Linked DNA regions of Homo sapiens: regions 2 and 3 are each linked to region 1. The links are chromatin loops, found by intact Hi-C in ENCODE. Cell type or tissue: endothelial cell of umbilical vein. All regions are shown on one strand.

The links. Hi-C counts contacts between places; a loop is a spot of excess contacts. Peaks named below come from ENCODE experiments on the same cell type or tissue, not always from the same donor. Only the 100,000 strongest peaks of a DNase experiment are listed, where the experiment ranks them.
Region 2: it touches region 1 in a loop (8-fold over the local background); 16 of 110 quality-filtered maps call a loop at or near these places.
Region 3: a loop joins it to region 1, with 5 times the contacts of the local background. A loop is called at or near these places in 22 of 110 quality-filtered maps.

What each region holds. Positions count from the first base shown.
Region 1 is chr10:17,211,972-17,219,971 of GRCh38, reverse strand. It overlaps VIM-AS1 (VIM antisense RNA 1), which reads left to right. Exons shown (of 3, transcript NR_108061.1): 2 at 3,698-3,805; 3 at 4,608-5,733. Among named protein-coding and RNA genes, the nearest start is that of VIM, 12 kb to the left of the region's middle. In endothelial cell of umbilical vein, no CTCF peak of the experiment used is centred here; DNase peaks (open chromatin) are centred at 3,521, 4,681 and 5,861; H3K27ac peaks cover 3,764 bases.
Region 2 is chr10:17,019,049-17,027,048 of GRCh38, reverse strand. It overlaps CUBN (cubilin), which reads left to right. Exons shown (of 67, transcript NM_001081.4): 28 at 7,066-7,216. Among named protein-coding and RNA genes, the nearest start is that of CUBN, 110 kb to the left of the region's middle. In endothelial cell of umbilical vein, no CTCF peak of the experiment used is centred here; DNase peaks (open chromatin) are centred at 28, 1,308, 2,888 and 3,438; H3K27ac peaks cover 4,274 bases.
Region 3 is chr10:16,992,131-17,000,130 of GRCh38, reverse strand. All of the region lies in intron 28 of CUBN (cubilin), which reads left to right. Among named protein-coding and RNA genes, the nearest start is that of CUBN, 130 kb to the left of the region's middle. RefSeq lists a cis regulatory region at 3,722-3,739 and an enhancer at 3,658-3,802. In endothelial cell of umbilical vein, no CTCF peak of the experiment used is centred here; DNase peaks (open chromatin) are centred at 3,520, 3,810, 6,970 and 7,180; H3K27ac peaks cover 6,178 bases.

The DNA of each region.
Region 1 (8,000 bases):
TACAGGCGTGAGCCACCGTGCCTGGCTGATGTTCTTTTTCATGGTTGCATTGTATTCCATGGTGTATATGTACCACATTTTCCTTAGCCAGTCTCCTATTGATGTGCATATCAGTTTATTAATTTTCTTTTAAAGAACAGATAAATTTATAATGTAAATTTTTATTTGCCTTTATGGTAACCTGCGACATTGGAAGGGGATTATTGACCATCTATATAGTCATAATCTCTTTCCTCTAAATCTGCAAAATATAATGGAACTCCATCTTATGTATTTCAAAACTGATTAATGAATTGACTGATATTTTCAAAAATGGACAATTGGGAGATACTTTAACTCTGGCATATCACATTCACTCAGCCAGTGAAATGATTTTCTTCAGTATATTAAATATTATATTTAATTGTGAATATGTTTGATAAACTCAGAGTTTAAAATAAACCTCTCAAGCTTTGGTTTTTGTGTATAGTGACAAAGATCAGTGTGATTTGCAGAGGTTGGAAATGAAAATCAAAGACAAATTCTAGAAAAAAAATAACACAAAGTAACCCTAAATGAAGCCATGTAGCAAATGGAAGGAAATATAAAATGACATAATGACAATATGCAAGGATGAAAAGATAAGAAAATTCATTAACATTACAATGAGATATAAGTAAAGAAAGACCATTCAGAGTTAACTAGCAGAATAAAGGATTTGGCAGCCCTCTTTGTAATTCTACCATGACGATTTCCAAACCACTGAATAAGGTTTTGTATTTCTAATTAGCTAAGTACTAGAAATATGTTCTCTAATGTGACTCATATGGATATGTGGCATATGGACAAAAAAATTCTGTGGTACTCAAGCTTAATATAGATTAAGTACATGTTGTTTGAGACATAAATTATGAGAAGTTTTTCCGATACAATATTGTAATTTACTTGAATGGCATCTCTAGAACTTCAGACAGGTGTGATAGAATACGCTGCAGAGATATTTATGTGTTTGATCAGGGTTTTTCTTTTTCTTTTTTTAAGACAGAGTCTCACTCTGTTGCCCAGGCTGGAGTGCAGTGGCACTATCTCAGCTCCAACCTCTGCCTCCCAAGTTCAGGCGATTCTCCTGCCTCAGCCTCCCAAATAGCTGGGATTACAAGTGCCCACCACTACGCCCGGCTAATGTTGTATTTTTAGTAGAGATGAGGTTTCACCATGTTGGCCAGGCTGGTCTCGAACTCCTAACCTCCAGTGATCCACCCACCTCAGCCTCCCAAAGTTTTGTAATTACGGGCGTGAGCCACCACACCAGGCCAGGGTTTTTCCTTTGCTAACTCTAGGCTAGCTTTCACAGTCCTTGACCAATACTAGGTCCTTGAGCGAACCCCAAACAATCATCACCAGGCACACTTTGATATGATTGCTAAAACTGGAGTCTGACCTGGATAGAAAGGCTAATGATAACCGTAATGATTGCTTTCATATATTGAGTGCCTATGACATATGAAAGCAATCATTATGTACTGCCCATGGGTTAACTTATTTAATCCTCACGACAGCCCGGTTTGACATATGAAGAAACTGAGGCACAGAGAAGGTAAGTAGCTTACTCAAGTTTATCTAGCCAAGAAGTGGCAGACCTGAACACAGGACTTCTGGCTCCAGTCCCCGAACTCTAAACCTCACCGTGCTGTAGTACTTTATATGCCATAGTAATTTTGTGCTACCATTGGAGATGTCCCCAAATCTCTTTGGCATTGTTATCATGATGTTTGTCTCTTTGGTCTACTTTTTTCCTATTCTGATGCAGCAACAGGACCCATTTTGATTCAGAGAATATGGTGCCCTTAATGAATCATCAAGAAGTCCATAGACAGTTTTAGGGGTTTTCTGTGGAGATCTCATTTCTTAATTCTGACTCAACCCACCAGAATGAATGGATAATTATGGCATTTGAATCTTGCATATGATTAAGTGAATAAAAATGCTTTGCCCCATTTGCTAGTAGAAAAGAAATAAAACCACATTTTTGGAATGCAATACTTATATCAGTTAAAAACAACTTCTCCCTATACTTACCATCTATTAGTTTGATTTTTAGGGAGATTTATTAACATTTTAGTCCTTCATGGTAGTACTATTGTGCAATCCAAGAATTATGGGGGAGTTTTTGGAAATGAGAGGAGGCTCAGGGAATTATAGGCAACCAAGATTCTCAAGGCCAAACCCAACAGCGATACTGATAATACATGTGTGCTTACTATCCAGTTTTTAAATTTTCTCATGCAATACTAATCTCATTGCTTTTGTATGTCAGATTTTAAAATAGAGCATGCTTAATATACTTCAGATGTCTGCAAGGGGAACAGCAGCAAATACCACAGTCCCATGGTAAATATAAGGGAAAAACAAAGGCATATATGTGTTAACAAGTCTGATGAATGGCTCATGCCTGTAATCGCAGCACTTTGGGAGGCCGAGGTGAGAGGATCATGAGGTCAGGTGTTCGAGACCAGCCTGGCCAACATGGTGAAACCCCGTCTCTACTAAAAATACAAAAATTAGCAGGGCGTGGTGGCAGGCACCTGTAATCCCAGTTACTCGGGAGGCTGAGGCAGGAGAGTCACTTGAAACCAGAAGGTGGAGGTTGCAGTGAGCTGAGGTCACACCACTGCACTCCAGCCTGGGCAACAAGAGCAAAACTCCATCTCAACAGCAACAACAACATCAATAACAGCAAAGCCTGATGAAATCCTAACTCAGCAGTGGCGCAATTACTTCATAGATTGGATTATTTTGAAAAGAAGCAGCAAACCCCATTTGGTGGATGTATTTTGAGTCTTTTTTTTTTTTCTGAGACAGGAGCTTGCAATACCACCCAGGCTAGAATACAGTGACTCCATCACAGCTCACTGTAGCCTCGACCTCCTGGGCTCAGGCAATCCTCTTACCTCAGCCTCTTGAGCAGCTGGGACTACAGGCACATGCCACCATGCCCAGATAATTTTCTTAAAATATATTTTGTAGAGACAGGGTTTTGCCGTGTTGTCAGGCTAGTCGCAAGCTCCCGAGCTCAAGTGACCCCTCCTTGGCCTACCCAAAGTGCTGGGATTACAGGCATCAGCCACTGCGCCTGCGCGGCCTGCGTTTTGAATCTTTAGGTGAGCAGGCTCCCTGCTAGGTGCTAAGGACGCAGAAATGAATACCACCCCTCCCTTCCTCTCAGAGGGCTCCCAATCTGCTCCTCTTTTCTCTGTTAAATATTTTGCCTTTGAGTCTTGCATAATGATGTGGCCACATTGAGACCTAGTTGAACAGTTTCACAATAACTCCCTTAAGTCAGAGGGCCTTGGTGAAATAACATTGACTTTTACTCTGAAATCCATGGAAATACAAAATTTACTGTTTTGTTCTCCTTGATAAAATATAGCATAATAACTAGTTGCTGGGTTACTACCTAAAACACAGGCCCCAAACTACAGCCAGGAAGGGCAGTTAGCAATTAAGTAAAGGAAATGACTATGACTAGTGGGTCTGAAACCCAACACACTGCCCATATCCTTCTTAGCATAGGGAGGCATTGATGTTACTTAGGCAACTTTTATCACTAAGGAAGTAGTTTTGGTGACTCATGCTCATAACAGAATGACTTATTTCAAGACCTGAGTGTTCAGTAACCTTACCATTATGCTTCTGTTTTCTTTTTTTTTGGACTCAGACAGCAAAGCTCCCTTTGGATGACATAGATTTATTACTTAGTAGTATATTATGTATTGGCTGTCCCACATTTTGAAATTTAATGGACTCGTGGTGATCAGAATAAAAGGTCAGTATTTCCTACAATATGTTGATACGTTAAAGGCAGAACTAACACCTCATTTTCTAAGCAGAACTATTATCTTATTAAATGTCTAAGTTGACATTTCTTGCCAATTTTTTTTTACTTAATGTAACAGTGCTGTTTCAAATACTAGTCATTATTTAATAACTAAAATGGAATGCTGAAGAATTTTATGCTATGACATAAAATGCCGTATTTTTTCCCCAAATATATGAAAAATGGAATTAAAATCTCCACTGAGTGTTGCTATTACAAAAGGAAGAAATCCTAAGGAAATTCATTGGCTAGGTTCTCGGTTCAGATTTACAGCCTACCTGCTTGATGGCCCAACAGCATTTATTTCTTGACAATTGACATTTTTTTCTGTGTTAAAAATAGCTGAGAAGTTGTAGAAAAATTAGTTAATTAAAAGAGTTATAGGTTGCTAATGTGTTTGGAGAGCTTTATGGAAGAACTTACTGTTGACAGAAAAAGCAAGCCACAAGCCAAGGACCTGAGCTGGCTTCTGGGGTAGTGCAGGAGCAACTTGGCTTGGGTTCCAGGGTTTGTCGGGAGCCTTGGAGATGCCAGCTTCCAGTGTGGTCAGCCAAGGATTTACCTGAATCACTAGTATACCTTTTGTCCTAATTCCAGAAATCATGCCATAAGTCTCAAAATTTGGACAGTGTTACTTGAGCTGTTTTTATTTTGCTTTCAATTGAGTCCTTTTCTGGTTTTAATTTTGTAGCTGGAACAGCTTGAAAAAGGCAATGAGTCATGACAAATATTTCTTTTCTTCTCAATATAGAAGCCTTCGATGTGAGGCCCAGGCATTGAGTACCATGTGTGCGATTCACAAGCCTTGGCATCTGAACAATTTTTTGGAAGGATCCATCAGGACAACACGTCGGGGGTGTACTAGTGAAGTGATTTTCCAAATGTGCTACTCAGACCTGTAGCATCAGCATCACCGGATAATTTGTTAGAAATTCCAACTGTTAGGCCCCACTTTAGACCAACTGAATGTGAAACTCTGGGAGTACGTGGGGCCCAGCAATTTGTGTTTTTACAAGACTTACCAGGTGATTCTGAGAACCACTGTGCTAGTGAATTGTTCCTGTCTGTGGCCACGTAGAATAAGAAAACCATAGGGTTGGAAAATGGGGAAACTGGTGAGTGTTCGCTTATGAGGAAATGAAGAATAGATAGAAAAGAATTAGTTAACTTTTGGAATTCAAAAGAGAAGCAGTTTGTAAAAGCCAGGAATTTGATTTGAAGGACTAATTGCTTGCAGAATCTTTGCTTTCTCAGAGAGGGGCAATCCAGATCACTAGGTTACCGTGAAATATGTTGGTATGGCTCTAAAATTCTAGAATAATCTCTCTAGTGAGAAAAGGCATACCTTTCCATATTAGGACAAAACTTCAAATCAGGTTTGTAAAATCCTATAAGATTATTGTATCCCATTGCCATGGCCAACTTGTTTGTCTCTGGAGATCCCAGTTTCTACATCTGAAAACCATATGCATTCCTGCTCACCAGGAATTATCTCGCTGAATGAAGCAAGAGATTCAGGATGTGTAAGAGAATTTATGAAGCATTTGGATTACCAAGAAATGTGAAGTATAAAGATCAAGAATGATTATTACAAACACTGATGGTAAAGAGGTGTTTCGAAGTCGATGCAAAAAATGAGTTGCTTATTTCAGTCTCTCTTTGATATATCTGCCTTTTTAGTGCTGACTCTATCATGTATTCACTATTTGATTTTCAGTGAATCACATTTTTTAAAGCTTTTAATCTGTTTCCTCAAAAAATATATTTTTTAAAAATATTTACTCAGGATTGTTGTGAGAATAAAATTGATTCGATTGATATTTCAAAAAAGAAATATATTTTTAAAAAATAAAGCAATACCATTTTTGGATATGCTAGTGCTCTGACTGTTATTTTATGTCTGGGTTGAGGAATCCTAAAGGACTGTTGACATAATGACATCATCCAGGGGTTTGGAATAAGAGTATACATCAGCAAGTTTTCTGATTACAAAAAGTAGCTATGTTTACTTTTCTGTTAATTCTCCTTCAGTGGAATGTTTCAATTTTCTCATGAGATGGGGGAGATCCATTTTTTTGAGAGCTCTGTTTTATTAAAGAAAGCAAGTCTGGTGGCTCATGCCTATAATTTTAGCACTTCAAGATGCTGAAGTGGGAGGATCACCTGAGCTCAGGAATTCAAGACCAGCCTGGGCAACATAGCAAAAACCTATCTCTATGAAAAATTTTTAAAAATTAGCTGGGCATGGTGTTGCATGCCTGTAGTACCAGTCACTCAGGAGGCTGAGGTGGGAGGATCACTTAAGCCCTGGAGGACTAGGCTGCAGTGAGCAGTAAGCTATGATCATGCCACTGCACTCCGGTCTGGAAGACAGAGTTTGTTTAAAAAAAAAGGCAAATTTGATACTTTGTGTCCTTTGAACTGAGAAAATACATTTCATTCATTCTTTCAGGGAAAAAAAGTGGGACTCTGGAGTCAGAGTCCCCAAGGTAAATTTCTCAGCTCCTATGCTTAGTAATTATGCTACCTTGGAAGAGCCTCATTTTCTTGATATAAAAAATGGAGGTGATAATAACAGTTGTATGTGCATGAAATGAGAAATGTATATAAAATACATAATCGATTGTCTGGCCTAGAGTAAATCCTCAATAAGTGTTGATGGTTGGTGATGATATTATTAAACTATGGCATAAAGAGGAGAAAAAAGAACCTGTGTCCAAAAACCAAGGGCAGGAAGGAATAAGAAGACAAGAGAGCAGTTGATAAACGATCATTTTACAAATGAAAATTTGTGCAGCTCCTGTGACTTTTCCAGTCATTTATTAAAACCAAACCATTCTTTGATCACTTCTAAGGAGAAAAGTGATCATAGTAATTTACAACGCTTACATGTATGTAACTTTCAAAATTTCAATCTTGCCCAAGAGTTAATATCCTCCCTCCCATGGCTTGACTGTGCCTTAGGAAAGGGAAGTCCTGGGTTTCTCACTCTCCCTACTTAGGTGCCTCCCTTCCTCTTCCCTCATTTTGCTAACTAAGGTTTCTTGCCACTGCAGGATTAGAGCTCACAGAGGGAAAGAGGTGCAGGAGATAAGAAAACTCTTACTTGACAAGGGCTATTGGTGATCTGGTGTTTACACCTCAAGGTTTGGCATATGCTCAAAGCTGGCCCTTTTTCTAGCAGGTGCTTCTTTGGGGTTTTCTTCTCTCTCTCTCTCTTTCTCTCTCTCTCTCTCTCTCTCTCTGTCTCTCCCTCTCTTTCTCTTTCTCAAAGCTTCCCTGGCATGCAGACATGCCCTTGTGTCCTGCTTCTCTGTGACTGCTGCCACAGCCCCTAGGAGTCATTCAGTGGTATACCCCTTGTTCCTTTTTGCATGACACCTTTTTTTCTTGTGAGTGACCCCTTGAACAGGGCTTAAGACAGCTTTCTGTCTTGTATGGCTCAGATCTATCCAAGGGAATTACTTTGCCTCCCCAAACTCAAAGGTTAGATGGTTACATTTTAAACTCTCTCGGTGGTTCTCTGAATCTCCTTGTCTCAGGCTTGAGGTGAGAAGCAGACAGCCTCTATAGCATGCTGATAACTTTCTCCAAAGACCTTCTCTTTGTCTTCAAGAATCTTCAACTCTTTTATACCTTCAACATAAGTATATGGTTGTAAGAATTATGTAACTATTTCTGCCCCCCTTCCTTTGGAAAACTTGCATTATACTGCTATATTTCACTTTGGAATATGTTTCTAGTGTTTGGGTACCTTAGGCAAAATATACTCATTTTTTTTTTCCTTTTTCTTTTTGAGAGACAGGTCTCACTAGTCACCCAGGCTGGAGTGCAGTGGTACAATGATAGCTCACTGCAGCCTCAAACTCCTTGGCTCAAGTGATCCTCCTGCCTCAGCCTCCTGAGTACCTGGGACTACAGGCACACACCCCCACACCTGGCTAATGAAATTTTTTTGTTTTGTTTTGTTTTGTTTTGTTTTGTTTAAAGGCTGGTCTTTAACTTCTGGCCTCAAGGGATCCTGCTGTTCTGGTTTCCCAAAACACTGGGATTGTAGACCTGAGCTACTGCACTGCAATGGCCAAAATGTGGTCTATAGCGCCATATTAAAGGTAAAAGGGGGAATAAATCACTTTGTGGATGC
Region 2 (8,000 bases), 190 kb after region 1:
TTATATGAGACAGACCTGTAACTCAGGGTGACACCAAGTAACTCAAAATGTGGTATTTCGATGGGTTTTTTGCTCTCATGCAAAGCCCAACATTATGAGTAATTGTTACTTTTAGATGATATTTCATATTTCCTGCCCCACCCTGTCAGCACATGGCAAGGCGGCTTTTTCTGTGCCTATGTCAGGGAGCATGCTATGAGTGGCCATGTGCCTTATGGAGGGGACTTAGCCTCCCAAGGGCCATCTTGGAGTCGGCTGGGATCAACCATGCTCTGCTTATCAGCCTTCCTCTACATTTGCCTCATTTATCCACCATGATTTGATTTTGCATTTGCCCCCTTGGGCTTTGCTTATCCACAATGGAAGCGCTGTATCTCCTCTGTGATTCTTATTATTTATTTATTTATTTTTTTTTTTGAGAGAATCTTGCTCTGTTTCCCAGGCTGGAGTGCAGTGGTGCGATCTCGGCTCACTGCAAGCTCCACCTCCTGGGGTTCAAGTGATTCTCCTGCCTCAGTCTTCCAAGTAGCTGGGACTACAGGCGTACGCCACCACACCCGGCTAATTTTTTATATTTTTAGTAGAGACAGGGTTTTGCCATGTTGCCCAGGCTGGTCTTGAACTCCTGGCCTCAAGTGATCACCCGCTTCGGCTTCCCTAAGGGCTGGGATTACAGGCGTGAGCCACCACAACCAGCCTCTGTGATTCTTGCTTTGCAATTTCTACTGTTGTTACAGGAACATTTCAAAGCCCTTCAAATTTAAAGTAACCTGAACTTGGATAAAGTTCCAAGTTTTTCCAGGAGATGTGAGTGCAAACCTCAGCAACAACATTTTTAACAATCACCCTAATGAGGCCTCTCCACAGATCCTGCTGTGGTGGTTGTTTGGGGTGGGGAACATCTGAGCAGATGCCCTGAGAATTCCCTAGGTCCCATCCTTCTGGATCTCCAGTGATTCAGCAGCAGGAACTACAGGGCTGGGTAGGACCCAAAGGGGAAGGGAGGCTGCAACAGGAAGAGATGCTGCTCACTTTTAGCATGAGAGCCACTTTGCTTGCCAGTGGACTCTATCCACCTCACCGTGGCAGCCTTAACAGCCTCTGGTTTCCTAACTCTCTTTGCTGCTGTCCCCTGCATGATCTGTCCTCCCGCAATCCCTTCCACACACACAGCATGCTTATCTCCACCCCACACAGGATGATTCGCCTTGGTTTCTGCATGGCTGTCCGGGATGCCTCAGTCTCCACAATGCCCAAGTTGTCATAGCAACACACTGCGAGGATTGGCCTCCACCTCCTCACTGAATTCATCACTTCCCCATCTGCCCTACCAGTGACGATTTCTGTGAACTCTTTTATGTGAGTCAGCTCCTGTTCTCTAATCCCCAACATCTTTCTTTTCTCATAGCTATTTTGGGTGGTTTCTCTGGAAAAAAATGTTGATTCCCTTTGCCTCTGACAAAGAGTTAGAGTAACAATTTGAGCACATTCCACATGCCAGGCCTCATAGCAAACCTTTTACGTGGTTTATCTCATTTGCTGTTGGCAACAATATTATGAGATAAGTACCATTATGGTGCCAGATTTATAGATAAAGACATTTTAGCTTGAAGAAGTTCAATAATTTTCACAAAATTGTGTTCTCTAAATTTTAGAGCTGGGCTATGAACACAGAGCCTGGCTCTGGCCACATTGACATTAGTCAAGTACATTCTACAATAAAATTGCTTTCCTGCTTGTGATTGAAATATAATCTTCTATTAGTGACACTCACTTCAAAATGCCACTCTATAAACTGATTGAGTATAGTTCTCAAAAATTGAACGATCATCTTTTCATTGAGTAGAATTTTTATTCTATAGAAAGAATAGGGGATTCTCTACTACACCCAAAATTTCTCCTCACAGCAGATGAATTATTTCAATTACATATTAAGCTCTAAAGAATAGAGGTTTTATGGAATTTGCAAAGATTTATAATTGGAAATGGACCAAATTATTCTCCAGAAGTTTCTCCATGTTTTAATGATATCATCCTAAAGAAACTCTTGAGTTGCTTTTTCTACATGAACTATATTTAATTAATTCTTAAAATTGATCTCCTATAAAAAAGAATTTTCTTCCAGAAGACCTTCCAGGAAATAAAAGAAACAACATTTACAAACAGTATGAATTAGATGTCAATCTAAAACAGAAAGGGCTGAGTTTTAATTGTCACTCACTGTGATTCTAAAATGAGTTTGGGGCTGGGCATGGTGGCTCGCACTTGTAATCTCAGCTCTTTGGGAAGCCGAGGTGGGCAGATTGCTTGAGCCCAGGAGTTCGAGACCAGCCTGGGCAACATGGCGAAACTCTGTCTCTACAAAAAATACAAAAAAAGTAGCTGGGCATGGTACTGCATGCCTGTAGTTTCAGCCATCAGGAGGCTTAGGCAGGAGGATTGCTTGAGCCTGGGAGGGTGAGGCTACAGTTAACCTTATTGCACCACTGCACTCCAGCCTGTGCAACAGAGCAAGATCCTGTCTCAAACAAACAAAAAAATAGTTAAGAAAAAAAGTTAATCTCTACATCCCAAGCTCATATATATAAGATAATTACTTGTAATTTTAATTTATTACAGTTTTAAATTTTTAGCCATGAAACAATTTAGCAAGCAAGGCACTTGAAAGACATATTTTTGTTCTTGGAGATCCTGCAGTTCATAAAGTTGATTTCTACTGAGGGGACAGGTGGGGTGTCTGGGTCTCTGCTCACTTAGAACTTGACTTTCAGTGACTCCTAAGTACCCTCAATCTTACAAAAAAATTGGATCTCTATCAGTGATTGACCACACGTGGTGTCTTTAGTGTTATATCCTCCCCTTTGTTATGGGTCCTTCCTATTTAGAAGTCCACGGATCACTTCCTATTGCAACTGGAGTCTGAATTCACTAATGGTATTGTAAAGTATGTGCCAAATTATCAAACCCGCACAAAGGAAGTAGAAACTGGTAAGTATGGCTAAGGCAAGAGATTTCCTTCCTCTCTGAGTGTGTCAAGAGGAGTTGAGATATTTGGGGGTAGGGTGGGGGTGGGGGGACCTAAGCCACGAAAATCCTAAATGAATAATCTCTTTAAGAGAATAACAAAAGATTTCACAGAGGAAGGTTTTGTAATATACACATCTCCGCATCTGAAGATATATTTAATGGCCAATTTGAAAATGTAAGCATTATTTTAGTAATTTAGAAAAATACCCCTAAACACAGTTATAGAAATTAGATCTGCATATTCAAGGTGAGAATCGCAATCTTTCTTAGTTTTTACTAGTTTCCTTTCTGTAACTCAATTAGAACTTCAAGTATTGTTCACTCTGAGTAGATCTTCAGGCTCTCTAAAAGCAGGGCCACTCCAGCTTGCTTGTCAGTAGTTGCAATGAGTCACAGCTGGAACGTCCTGTGGTTAACATTCTGCTCTGAAAACAGAATCAGAATCAGTGAGACGGCTTTCCATGGTAACCTGTATTTGTATACTTTGAAAAATGACTGTTCCTTTTTGTGTGGTTTTGGGTGGTCAATTTGCGCGGGAATGAATTGTAGAGGTGACGTTACCCATCTGTGTGAATATAAACAAAAAACCTGATTTTATTAACGGCAAACTTTAAAAAACGAGGTATGAGTTTTTTTTTTTTTCCTTTTCGAGACATTGTTCTACACATTTATTACTAGATTGGACATTATATTTAAGCATTTTCATAAATGTCTATTTGATGCTTATTTTAATGCATAATTTTCTCCCCCCAAAGGCAAAAAGAAACTAATTGTCATTCATCAGTGTTGCCCCCCAAACCTACTGCCTAGCCCCTCCACCCCCACCCAGTACTTTTACAATGTGTTATTAAAGACCACTGAACAGCTGAGATCCAGGGGTCTCCTTCAATGCGTAATCCCATCCAGAAGGAAGGAAAAAAAAGAAATCTCTTTAAGTCACGTGAAAATGCCACATTTCTTAATCTTGCAGAGCTGACAGGCAAAAATGCTATGCTGTTCATGACCTTGTGCAGGATTGAAATATAATTCCGCAACATGCTGCGACCTAGTATTCCGTAAGACACATCGAGCTTAGGGTGATTATAGTTATGGAGAAATCTTACCTATGTTTTGTTGGATAAGGGTTATGATGACTTAGCCTGGGCTCAGAGGCCTGACAGAAATGAAATAATTTATGCTTTGGTCACTAAATTACAATCCAAAGGTTAAGATTTGGGGAGTGAAAGATGGTAGAGCATTTGCTTGCTAATTACTCCACTACTTGGGAGCAGTATGTTTGTTTCTGTGCTAATTAGTTTAGAACTGTACTTCATGCCCTAGAATTAAGAAAAACTCTAAAGCTGAGATGAATCTCCTGCAGGGAAGCAGGGATTTAGAAGCACAGGCTGCAAGGTTGGCCTCTCGCCCTCCGGTTTCTCCGCCTGCAGGAGAGGGTGGGACTGAACGCTAAGGTGAAAAGCTTCTGTTCCGTTTCGTTTCCCTCTTCATTTTCTGTTGCTTTATTCTTCTCTTATTCTCCCCTATTCATTATAGGGGAGGCTTCTGATAAATGTGTAGAATATTAGAAACTTGATAATAAATATACACATTCAAAGCAGCAGTACGAAAAACAGAAAAAAAGGAAGCTACAGCAGTAAGCCTGAAAAATAAAACTCATCTTTATTCATTTGCTTAAAATGCTTAGGTTTAGTGCTTTGGGGTGAATGACATAATAGGCTTCTGAGCTTGTCTTTTTAAAAATATCTGCTGACCTTCCCTGAAATCTCACAAGCACTTATGATGAGCAGCCGATTTGAGAACTCAGCGAGACAGGCCAAGGTTTAAAAATCTGCGATTTATCATAACCTTAAACAAGGCCCTCACCTGGTTCTCCCTTCTACGGAGTGGCACAAAGGGTCCAAATCCTTTATGGTCTAAGAGGAGCCTGTTGAAATTGAGGATTGTATGGCACTACTACCTATCTAACTGTACAGAGTGCAAATAATCGTGCAGATTGGGTCCTAAGTAAAATAAATACAGCTGGCGGGGGAAATCACTGCGTTCATTCATTGGAGATGCATGGGGAACCTGCCTTTATCAAAGCCCTGCTCTGGGCAGTGAGGGGAAGGCCAGAGGTGGTCTGTGCTTTAAGGCGACTCACAATCAGTAGGGGAGGTAAGACACACAAGCCCATAACAAGAATGCCTGGGGATGTGATCATTTCCACAAAAGAAGCACAGATGAAAAGCAAGGGCTTTCAAAGGCAGACTAATTTATGCCTGACTGCAGGGATTAGGGGCGGCTCCATGGAGGTGCTTTGTAACATTTGGTGGTAAAGTTCTCCACACTCAAATCAATATGTTTCAAACAATATTTCATGTCATAACATTTTTTTTCAATGAAAATAATTTGATCAGTCTGGAATTCATTGAATCCAGATTATACATTTATGCACGGACACGTGCAAACACACAGACACTCACACATACTCTTAAGTAGATGTACTCTCCAAGGGCATCCTCGAGGAAATCCATGAGTCCATTACCAGGTATTTTATGTTTCGTTGTCATGGGCAGCTTATCCCAAGGGTAACTGGAACAAAGTGTTTAAAGGGAACATGAAGGCGATTAGGTGAAAATGTAATGGCCTTAGTCCTGAGGAAGCCAGTCTTGTTGGATTGCCATTATCTTTCTCAAGTGAAGAGATATAGTAGAGAGATTTTTGTGTTTTTTAATTTTTATTTTTCAGTTTGGAGATATACAGCTGATAAAATCATTAAATGAGGTAGGTTAAGGGGACACAACCTTGCACCCTCCATTTCTCCTTGAAGATGTATAAATACCTCAATGGAAAAATGGACGAAGACATCAGTAAACAATTTACAAGAGAAGAAATCTAAATGCCCCTAAACATGAAAAAAAAAATCCTTCAATGTCAAAGTAATTAAAATAACACAAGTTAAGACAATTACAAAAAGGCAGTTTTTCACTGTCAGTACTAGTTTAAAACATGATCGTCATCATAATTGACAAAGCTCCACTGAAAGAAACACCTCTGTTAACTGCTTGTGGGAGGATAGGTTGGTATAAACTTTCTGGTAAGAAATTTAATAATATTTTATAAAGAGCCATATGATTATACTGTTTGTTATTCCCTTTCTAGGAATCTTTTAAAAGAAACATTTGAAGTATCAAACAGCTATTTATATCAGCAAAAGATTGGAAATATCTTAAATGAAACAACAATAGAATTATAATATAAATACATTATATTTGTGGCATTTTACACCAAGGTTTACACAATTAAGTGATATGTTCAATGAAAAACAAGAAACACAATTAAATACATAGCTCAAATGTATAAACACATATATACACCTGCACAAATAGGTATATTACACATATATACAAATGAAAAAAGTATCAAGAGAAATTTTTGGATTTAATGAAATATTAACAGTGTTTGTCTTTAGTCGAATCAATATTTGTATTTTCCTTTTTCATATATTTCTAAAATGTCTGATTATTTTACAGGTAGCATTTATTTTAAAAATTACCTCTTGAAGGGATGGCTACCCCATTTTCTATGATGTGATTATTATACATTGCATGCCTGTGTCAAAGTATCTCATGTACCCTATAAATATATACACCTACTATGTACCCATAAACATTTAAAAATATTTTTAAATTATATCTTACAATTATAATAGCTGCTATTCATTGAGCCCCCCTATGTGTTGTTAATATGTGAATGCCTACTATTTCCGTATTCTGAGCCTGAATTATACTTTGGACTTGCTAGGTTGACATAAAACCAAAAGTTACTAGTTGGGTTTCCAAATTTATTGGGCTTAGGAATCAGATCCATCTCTAATACCCTCTCTATGCAATTATCAATTTTTAATTCTTATGTTGAGTTCTGTGTACTCAACCCACCTCAGCAGATTTACCTCTAACTTTTGAACCAAGGAACAGCTTTTGCTACTTGTGTAGACTTGGATTTTTCCATCCCACAAACCATGTGTTTTTATATGGGAAAGTTTCTCTTCAATTTCAGCTCTATGATGGACCACGGCAGATGGGACGCTACTGTGGAGTAGACCTGCCCCCTCCAGGGAGTACTACAAGCTCCAAGCTTCAAGTGCTGCTCCTTACAGATGGGGTTGGCCGCCGTGAGAAAGGATTTCAGATGCAGTGGTTTGTTTACGGTAAGCCAGGTGCTGATCTCAGTTGTATTTGCAGTTGCTATTTGGCCAAGAATTTTTTCTTTTTCAGTTCCAAACTTAGAAACAATACCATGAACAAATAATGGAACCCAGGTAGTAATCTCATGCAAGGGTTTAAGAAATATACTTAGATATTGGTGGAACTTGGAGAGTTAAGTCTGTTAGGATTAAGAGAGGAAGTGACATCAAAGTGGAAAGAATTTGGTTAATTGTAGGTGTAGTAATAAATTGCCTTAGATAAAGAAAGAAGCAGAATGAAGTTTCTAGGGATGAAGAGTTGAACCTGGGTATAGCAAGCTAACTGCAAGTTGGGGTGGGAGTATCTCAGGTGCAATGGAATAGAATGAGACTTAAGGCTCACCTTGACGTTAAGCAGAGAAAGGGTAGGGATAGACTAGAAAGAATGAAAGTCAGACAGGGATGGGGAAAAGGAAGGGGTAGGGTTGGCCTGAGAGGAGGAGAATTTGAGCTGCGATGCACAAAGCCAGGGGCATGTGTTGTACTTGTCAAACAGGAAGGGGCACATCTGGATCCCACCTACGAATTGGTGGTTCAGGAAGCAGGTAGGGATCATCATTCCTCTGAAGATGAAAGGTCTTCTTTAACAAGAGATCTGAAATGTCTTCAAATCTCAGGTGGGCCAATCTGCAAGTGGAGAGCCCCAGAGCAGTGGTTCCCAAAATGTGGTCCCTAGAGAGCAGCGTCAGCATTACCTGGAACCTGTTAGAAATTCAAATTCTTGGGCCCCATCCCAGGCCTACAGAAT
Region 3 (8,000 bases), 220 kb after region 1:
TGTGAGGATTTGGGTAATTTAGTTGTTTTTCTTCCCCTAAGCTAAGGACCCAGGCTGGCTGGATGCAGGATTTGCCCTGCGAGGGGCCTGCAGCATGGGATGTTGTAATCAGAGAAAACAACCTTGAGGCTCAGATTTGGACAGAGTTTAAAGGGTCACAGAACACCACTGCCATGGACGTGGTGCTGCCCACCTGTGTCCATTTCTCCGGGTGGAGTCCTCTCCCTGCAGAGGGAAGGTTAGAGGTTGGAGGAGGTGAGGGAAGGAATCAGGGAGAGGCCTGCAATGTAGGTCCCTGGAGGCTCTTTGAGCTTTTCCCTGCAAGAGCCCTGTGTACCAAAATAATGAAATTGAAGGAATGCAGGTTTGAATAATATTTCTAAATAGAAGTATGACTGTTGAACTTGGAAACTGCCTACAGAGAACATGTTTTCTCTGTCTTTGTTTGTTTGAGGGATTTCATAAAGAAGCTTTCAGTAGCCTTAGGCATGACTGCTTATTTCAGGGAAGGTTAGTACAGTTATCTTAGTCTCATTTCTTTCCTTGTACCTTTTTATACTAAACTTTGTTTAGAAGTCTTCAATCATTTCAAAAACATCCAAGGAGAGGGAAAAGAGATTGATCAAATGATTGATTTCTCCTGAAGAATTGTAAGCAAGGGATTTCTACTGGGAAACCATTTTTTAATTTGATTGAAATTAGTAGCTTAAAAGGAAACTGATAAAGTTAATCAAAGTGAAAAGATGACAAGATTGGCTAACTTCTCTAGGTTAAGACGAAAGATAGTATCCTTTTGTATACAGGAAATTAAAATTTATATTACACAGAAACTCCAAAATTATGGCTTCTTTGGATTTCTTTCTCTTTGATGATGTACTAAAGGGAAACACATCAGTATTTAGATCTAGGCCATCTTAGATAGTCAGATGGCTATGACAGTCTTAACTTTGAGTATTTATATGACATCTTGAATAGGAATGTAAAGGTCATTATATAGCGGTCCACAGCATTGATTTCTAAGCTTCTTGTATCTGTTTTCCAAGTCACTGACTTCATGCAATAACTTATTCTTTCACTGTTTTTTATTGTATCTCTACCATTGAAACCCGATGCTCTACTTTATATCCACTGCTGTATAGAAATTAGTCGAATAAAATGGATTATCACAAAATATGGGGCAAGGATGAAGTCTCCATGGAACATGAAACTTTCTAAACGTTCATTGACTCTCCAACACTAAAAATCGTTATGACTTAACTCCCTGGTTCTTGGGTTTACCTGTTTCTTCCTGATGTGATACCTGGCCCTGTATTTGCTGCTAGTTTTCTCAACAATAGACCTTTTCTGTTTTCATGAAAATCTTACCCTTGACCAACCATCCTCTAAACCTCAAGATGACAAATAGGAAGTAATAATTACAAGATGGAATACAGAAAGTTTACAAATGTGCACTCCTTGAATACCACACAAATAGTTGTTACCATTTTGTACCTACCTGGGAGTTTGGCCACCTCAATTATCAGGGAAAGAATGAGGATACATTAGCTTCTTAGGGCTACTGTAACTAAGTACCACAAACTGGGTGGCATGGGACAACAGAAATTTGTTCTCTTTATTCTGGAGGCTGGAATTCCAAAGTCAAGGTGTTGGCAGGGTCATCCCTCTGACGGCTCTAGGGAAGACCCTTCCTTGCTGCTTCTAGCTTCTGTTGATTGATGGCTGTCTTTGGCTTTCTAAGCCTTGTAGATGCATAACTCCAATTTCTGCCTCTATCCACACATGACCTTCTTCCTTCTTGGTGTCTGGGACCAAATTTCCCTCTTCGTATAAGGATACCAAGAATATTGGATTTCAGTTCCACCCCAATCCAGTATGATCTCATTTTAACTTGACTGCATCTGCCAAGGCCCTTTCCTCCAAAAAGGTCACAGTCACAGGTTCCTGGTAGGCATAAGTCTCGGGGGACAGTGTTCAACCCAATACAGGGACAACTCTCTCCTCTCCTGGAGTCACGATGTTTTGTCCTCTTCTTCCTTTTCACTCTCTTCTTTCTTCCTTCTTTTTTCTCAAGGAAATTTTATGTTCCTTGGCCTTTATATTACTTGATTTTCTTCTTTGATTTCATCTCGTGATCACTCCAGTTTGTGTCCCCTTCCTCACAGAATACATGCTATCTGACTAAATCCCTCAGAAAAATCCATCTGCACATGCTTCATGTCCTTATGAATTTGAGGAGCTCCACCCTTGGCCTTGTGTTCAGAGAGGACTAGTGACCCTAGTAGGACAGATGCCTATCACTTGGCCACATACCTGTGAAATGTTGGGGAATTAACTGGTAACATCAAACCAGGAATTACTGACTTTTTGTGGTTCTCATTACATGCCAGTCACCTTTGGACAACTTTGGCCATTTTAAGGAGCACATATTCCTGTCCACTTCCCCACCCTCCCTGACCTGAAAGTTTCTGTTCAAAATCCTTGTAATTACGTTTTTTTATGTTTCATAGATGTATCGGAAGTGAGGCCTGTATACTCACTCCAGGAAATAGTTCACTTTGCCTTGGGTTGGGCCTTCCCCAGATTCTGAGCTCTTAGTTACCAATTCACATCACACCTGCCTTACCAAAAGGGTCCTTGCTGGCAGTTTCTCTTCTGTGTCCTCCCTTCCTCCACAAGCTGCCTTTTTTTTTTTTTTTTTAGATGGAGTCTCACTCTGTTGCCAGGCTGGAGTGCAGTGGTGTGATCTCAGCTCACTGCAACCTCCACTTCTTGGGTTCAAGTGATTCTCCTGCCTCAGCCTCCTGAGTAGCTGGGACTACAGGTGCCTGCCACCACGCCCAGCTAATTTTTTATATTTTTAATAGAGACAGGGTTTCACCATGTTTGCCAGGATGGTCTCGATCTCCAGACCTTGTGATCGGCCTGCCTTTGCCTCCCTAAGTGCTGGGATTACAGGCATGAGCCACTGCGCCCAGCCCACAAGCCGCCTTTTTACACAATGAAGGCAAACTGGCCTTGCCAATGAAGCACATCTCAAGGTCTTATAGAGCAGAAAGAGTTTTTATTGTTAAGTTATAGAAAAAAAGCTATTAAAATATAAATTGAGCATTTTAATGAAGCACGTGAACATCCTCACTAATTACTTTTAAAATTTAATTCTCTTTCACTGTGCCTTGGCTTTTGGCTTCGTTTTAACAGCAACTGTTGATTTCCCAGGCATTTCCTTTAGGAATGAAGGGATAAGGGTGGGAGGGTGTCGGTGATGAATCACTTCTCTCTTCCTTTTCTGCCATCCTCTTTGGGCTTTAGCCATGTGTATTTCAAGATGTTATTCCTCCTGATGCCATCAGTTTATGGCATATAGTTTCAGGAAAATGCCAGCCAGCAAAGCGCTGACTGCATTTGAGCAGTCGCCGGGCAATACAGCAGTTACTTTTTAAATTTTGTGCCTTGGATTCCATTTAGCTGTTTCATTACTGGTTTGCTTTTATTAAAGCTCTTATTAAAAACACACAGATACGAACTTAAAGATAGTACCTACATAGGAGATTATTATTAAATGTTTCAGTACTGGAATTTTATAACTCATGGCTTGTTTTGGACAAAAACCAAAACAATATTAGTGAAGTTCTTTTATGAAGGTATTTTAAGTTATCTACACAAGTAAGCAGGTTTAGCAACAGCTTGTAACTCTTGGTTGTTATGAGTTCAGCAGATCAATGTGCTTCCTGCAGATAAAGCAAGCACTTCCTTTCGGCAGATGAGTGAGAGTTTGGAGGAAAATCAAGGCAAACAGATGATCAGTCACCAGCTCTAAAACTTTTATAAAGATTAACTCTTTAAAACTGAAAAACATAGGCTTCTCTTCAGGGCATTATTTTATTCCAGTTCAGCTGATGTCTAATGATGTATTCTGTTAGATTTTGCCTCAAAGTCAATTAAAAGATTTTTGCTTTGTTTACGTTTTCCAGGTTGCTATGGTGATTGTCTTCAGTGGAGGGACAGGACAGTAATGAGGGCAGCATTCAACATTGTTAGTTCCGTGCCTTTGAGCTGAAGTTCTCGGCAAGGCATGGGGGAGAGAGAACACAGAAGTGGAGGTCAGGATCGGGGAGGGTGGGTGTCACAATAGGGTTTTGTACCCACATCTGCCATTCACTAAGTGATATGAGCATGTTCCACAGCTTTCTTGAACCTCACTTTGCTCACCTCTACAATGGGCCTGACATCATTGTTACCTGCCTCCCGTTGTCATGATTAATTTCAAATAAAATAATGCATTTCAAATAAAAATAATTCAAATAAAATAAAAGCACTTGAGAACTGAACTACCATAAAAATATGGATTGTCTTTTAAAAAATTTTTGTGCACCTTAATGAAAAACCAATTTCTTACCTCTTCTCTAGCTATTCATGATAGCTTTTTAACCAGTAATTCCTCTTCTAGCTCCAAGTCTTTGTCTCAAATCTGGGGATAAAGTCTTGTGAGGATACAAAACACGGCCAGGTGTGGTGGCTCATACCTGTAATCCCAGCACTTTGGGAGGGAAAGGTGGATCACTTGAGCCTAGGAGTTCAAGACCAGCCTGGGCAATATAGCAAGATCCTGTTTCAAAAGAAAAGAGTAAAAAAAAAATGTAAAGATAGAATACACAGCATGTGTGAAAGGATTATGATATGCACAACATTTAGCTAAAAACTTTGGATTGTTTCATTCATTCTATGTAACAACCCTATGAAGTAAGTATTCATACAGCTATAGATGAAAGAAAGGTTAGATTACTTACCTAGGAACTATCACAGCCAGTTTAGGAACCCATTTGTCTGAACTACAGCCCATGCTTCCTCTGTTACACTATAATGTTTCCAAAAGTTTTGCAATCTAACATGCCAATTAAGCAGTTCTAAAATCGTGTCTACTCCATGAAAACTTTCTCTTACCAAAGTGACAAAGAGCCACTGTGTCTATTTCTCTCAAAACTCTTTATTCCTCATGTCACTGTTCCTTTCTTGGTTGGTATTTTCATCTTTTTCATTTTTGAGACGGGGTCTTGCTCTGTCGCCCAGGCTGGAGAGCAGTGCTGTGATCTCGGCTCAATGCGACTTCCACCTCCTGGGTTCAAGCAATTCTCCTGCCTCAGTCTCCTGAATAGTTGAGATTACAGGCGCATACCACCACGCCCAGCTAATTTTTGCATTTTTAGTAGAGACAGGGTTTCACCATGTTGGGACAGGCTGGTCTCGAACTCATGACCTCAGGTGATCTGCCCACCTTGGTCTCCTAAAGTGTTGGGATTACAGGTGTGAACTACCACGCCTGGCTGGTATTTTCATCTTTTAAATTATCTTCTTTTATCTTCTTTTGAAAGGCTTTTCTAAATCATTGTCATCTATTTTAGATTATGAATGACCGGTGTTAAAAACTTCTGTATTTCTTTTACATTTTATTGTTCATTCAACCAGACAGGTAACCGGATGACGACAAGGATGTTGGTGGTCTAAACATCCCTGCCTGTGTTATTTCCTGATGGGTATTGGTTTATATAACTTCTTTCCTCTCCAGACTTGTGTATTCTCCATCTCTTTTTCCCTTCCCTGTTTGTTATCCCTTTGTCATGCATCCAGAGTCGCAAATATGACTGGTAATGGCAGGATGAGTTATTTATTCTTATTTGTAACTTACCAGTGATTAACATGTAAAGGATAGAATAGTATTCAGGTTGTTTTCTTCAAATAAAAACTTATTGAAATTACTCTTAGTAAACTGAAGGAGAAGCAAAAAGGGTTTAATAACTTGCAAGAAGACATGTGGGCAATAACACTTTTTATGTCTATAAATGTCTTTCTTTTTTTCAAGAGATATTAAATATGCTTGGCTTCTATAGCACTGCTTGTATTATGGGCAGATGCTCAATAAACACTTATGAGTGAATGAAGGAATAAATAAATGGAATTGGGAAGCTATTTTACCTCTTTCAAATTTTAGAAATACGAAGACAGTTAAGTTTCTACCGTAATTACCAGAATTACAACGTGCAGGTTTGTTACATATGTATGCATATGCCATGTTGGTGTGCTGCACCCTCCTAGTACTGTATAATTTTGACCAGAAAGTACCACTAAATTAATCTATCCTATTTTGCATTTGCTGTGAACTTTTAATTCAAATGTTTCCTTTTGATATGTTAATCCTCAGAGGTAGTGAGAGCATGAAGGAGAAAAAGAAAACTTCAGAGATTTCAAGCCCTAACTGTTTCTTTCCCTCTTTCTCATGATCATACAATATTTTTCCTGACAGAGTATCACTTATAAAATTGAAATTTCTCAGCTGGGCATGGTGGCTCACACCTGTAATCCCAGCACTTTGGGAGGCCAAGGCGGGTGGATCACCTAAGGTCAGGAGTTCGAGACAAGCCTGGCCAACATGGTGATGAAACCCCATCTCTACTAAAAAAAAAAAAAGAAAAGAAAAAGAAATTTTTCTTTAAGAAGCATACATATATGTGCTATTAACAAGATATACTTAAAAGTAAAATTTTGCTCTTTTTATTAAAGAAAACCTTGTGGATTATTTGCTTTAAATACTAGGAAAAAAGACATTGTGGGTCCATATAACTATACTGTAATTTTTTTAAAGCAATACTGAATGCCCCGAATCTGTATTACCATTCCAGTTTACAGCGACAATTTAAGGGTATTAGTATCCTGTTATTTGCGAAGGAATTCACAAGGAAATGTAAAACAATTGGAAAAGACAATGGAAAAATGTTACACAGAGTTTTATGTGAATCAACTAAGATAAAAAAATTGAATCAGATTGGCTGATGAACGAATGCTAAATAAAAATGCAGAAATGAGCTATCTAAACTTTCATTTCCTTCTTATCTTTTATATCATGTGGCCATAAAGTTATTTTCCTCTAGATTTTTTCCATTGGATAATTTATTTGATACTACTGATAGAAAGAACCATCTGAGCTGAAAATGCAAGTTGAGAAAAAAATTTCAGTAACAGGCTTTGCTTACCTGTAATGTATTTTAGTAAAAGGTGGTACATCTTAACACGAGTTACATGAGGCACTGTGTTGTACCACTCCGGAAGCATCCTGTTATAGAATGTCCTGTGAGCGGTGCTCCCTGGAGTTGGGCATTGGTACAGGAGATACGGACAATCTGTGATGATTTTGGCTTCAGGAATATTTGCCATGTGTTGTTGTAGTCGGACAAATATTTTCTCATCTTTTACGGTACTTGTGTTTTTTTAAGATTCATCATAGTCTCTAAACAATGTCAGCACATCTAATTTTAAACAGCTTTTTCGTAGGCTTTAGAAATAAAAGCCGGAACTTTTTAGGACACAGGAAAGATATTGCTCTGTGCAATACATTTAAAGTCTGAAAACGCAGAGGTTTTCAAGTGAAAGGAGACTGAGAAGTCAAGAAGATAGTAGTGCTTTGAGCTAGAGTCAGATTTCTCTGCCGAATCAAGATTCTTAGAATTCTCAGTGCTTCTCAGTGCAGTGGGGAATTCTGCACGGAGATTTTTTTTTTAACTCCTTAACTTTTAAAAGCTTTTCTTCTAACTCACTGTACAGGAGGAATTTGCATAGAGTGGACAGTAGACAAGATCTCAGACTTGGTGTCTTACTTTAGAAGCCATGGTAGTTTAATGTTATGTGAAAAATGCACGTTTACTCATAATGGAGTGAGGAGGCACTGTTACTTTTATTTTATTTTTTATTATTATACTTTAAGTTCTAGGGTACATGTGCACAATGTGCAGGTTTGTCACATATGTATGCATGTGCCATGTTGGTGTGCTGCACCCATTAACTCGTCATTTACATTAGGTATTCCTCCTAATGCTATCCCTCCCCCCTTCCCCCACCCCATGACAGACCTTGGTGTGTGATGTTCCCCACCCTGTGTCCAAGTGTTCTCATTGTTGAATTCCCACCTATGAGTGAGAACATGTGGTGTTTGGTTTTCTGTCCTTGTGACA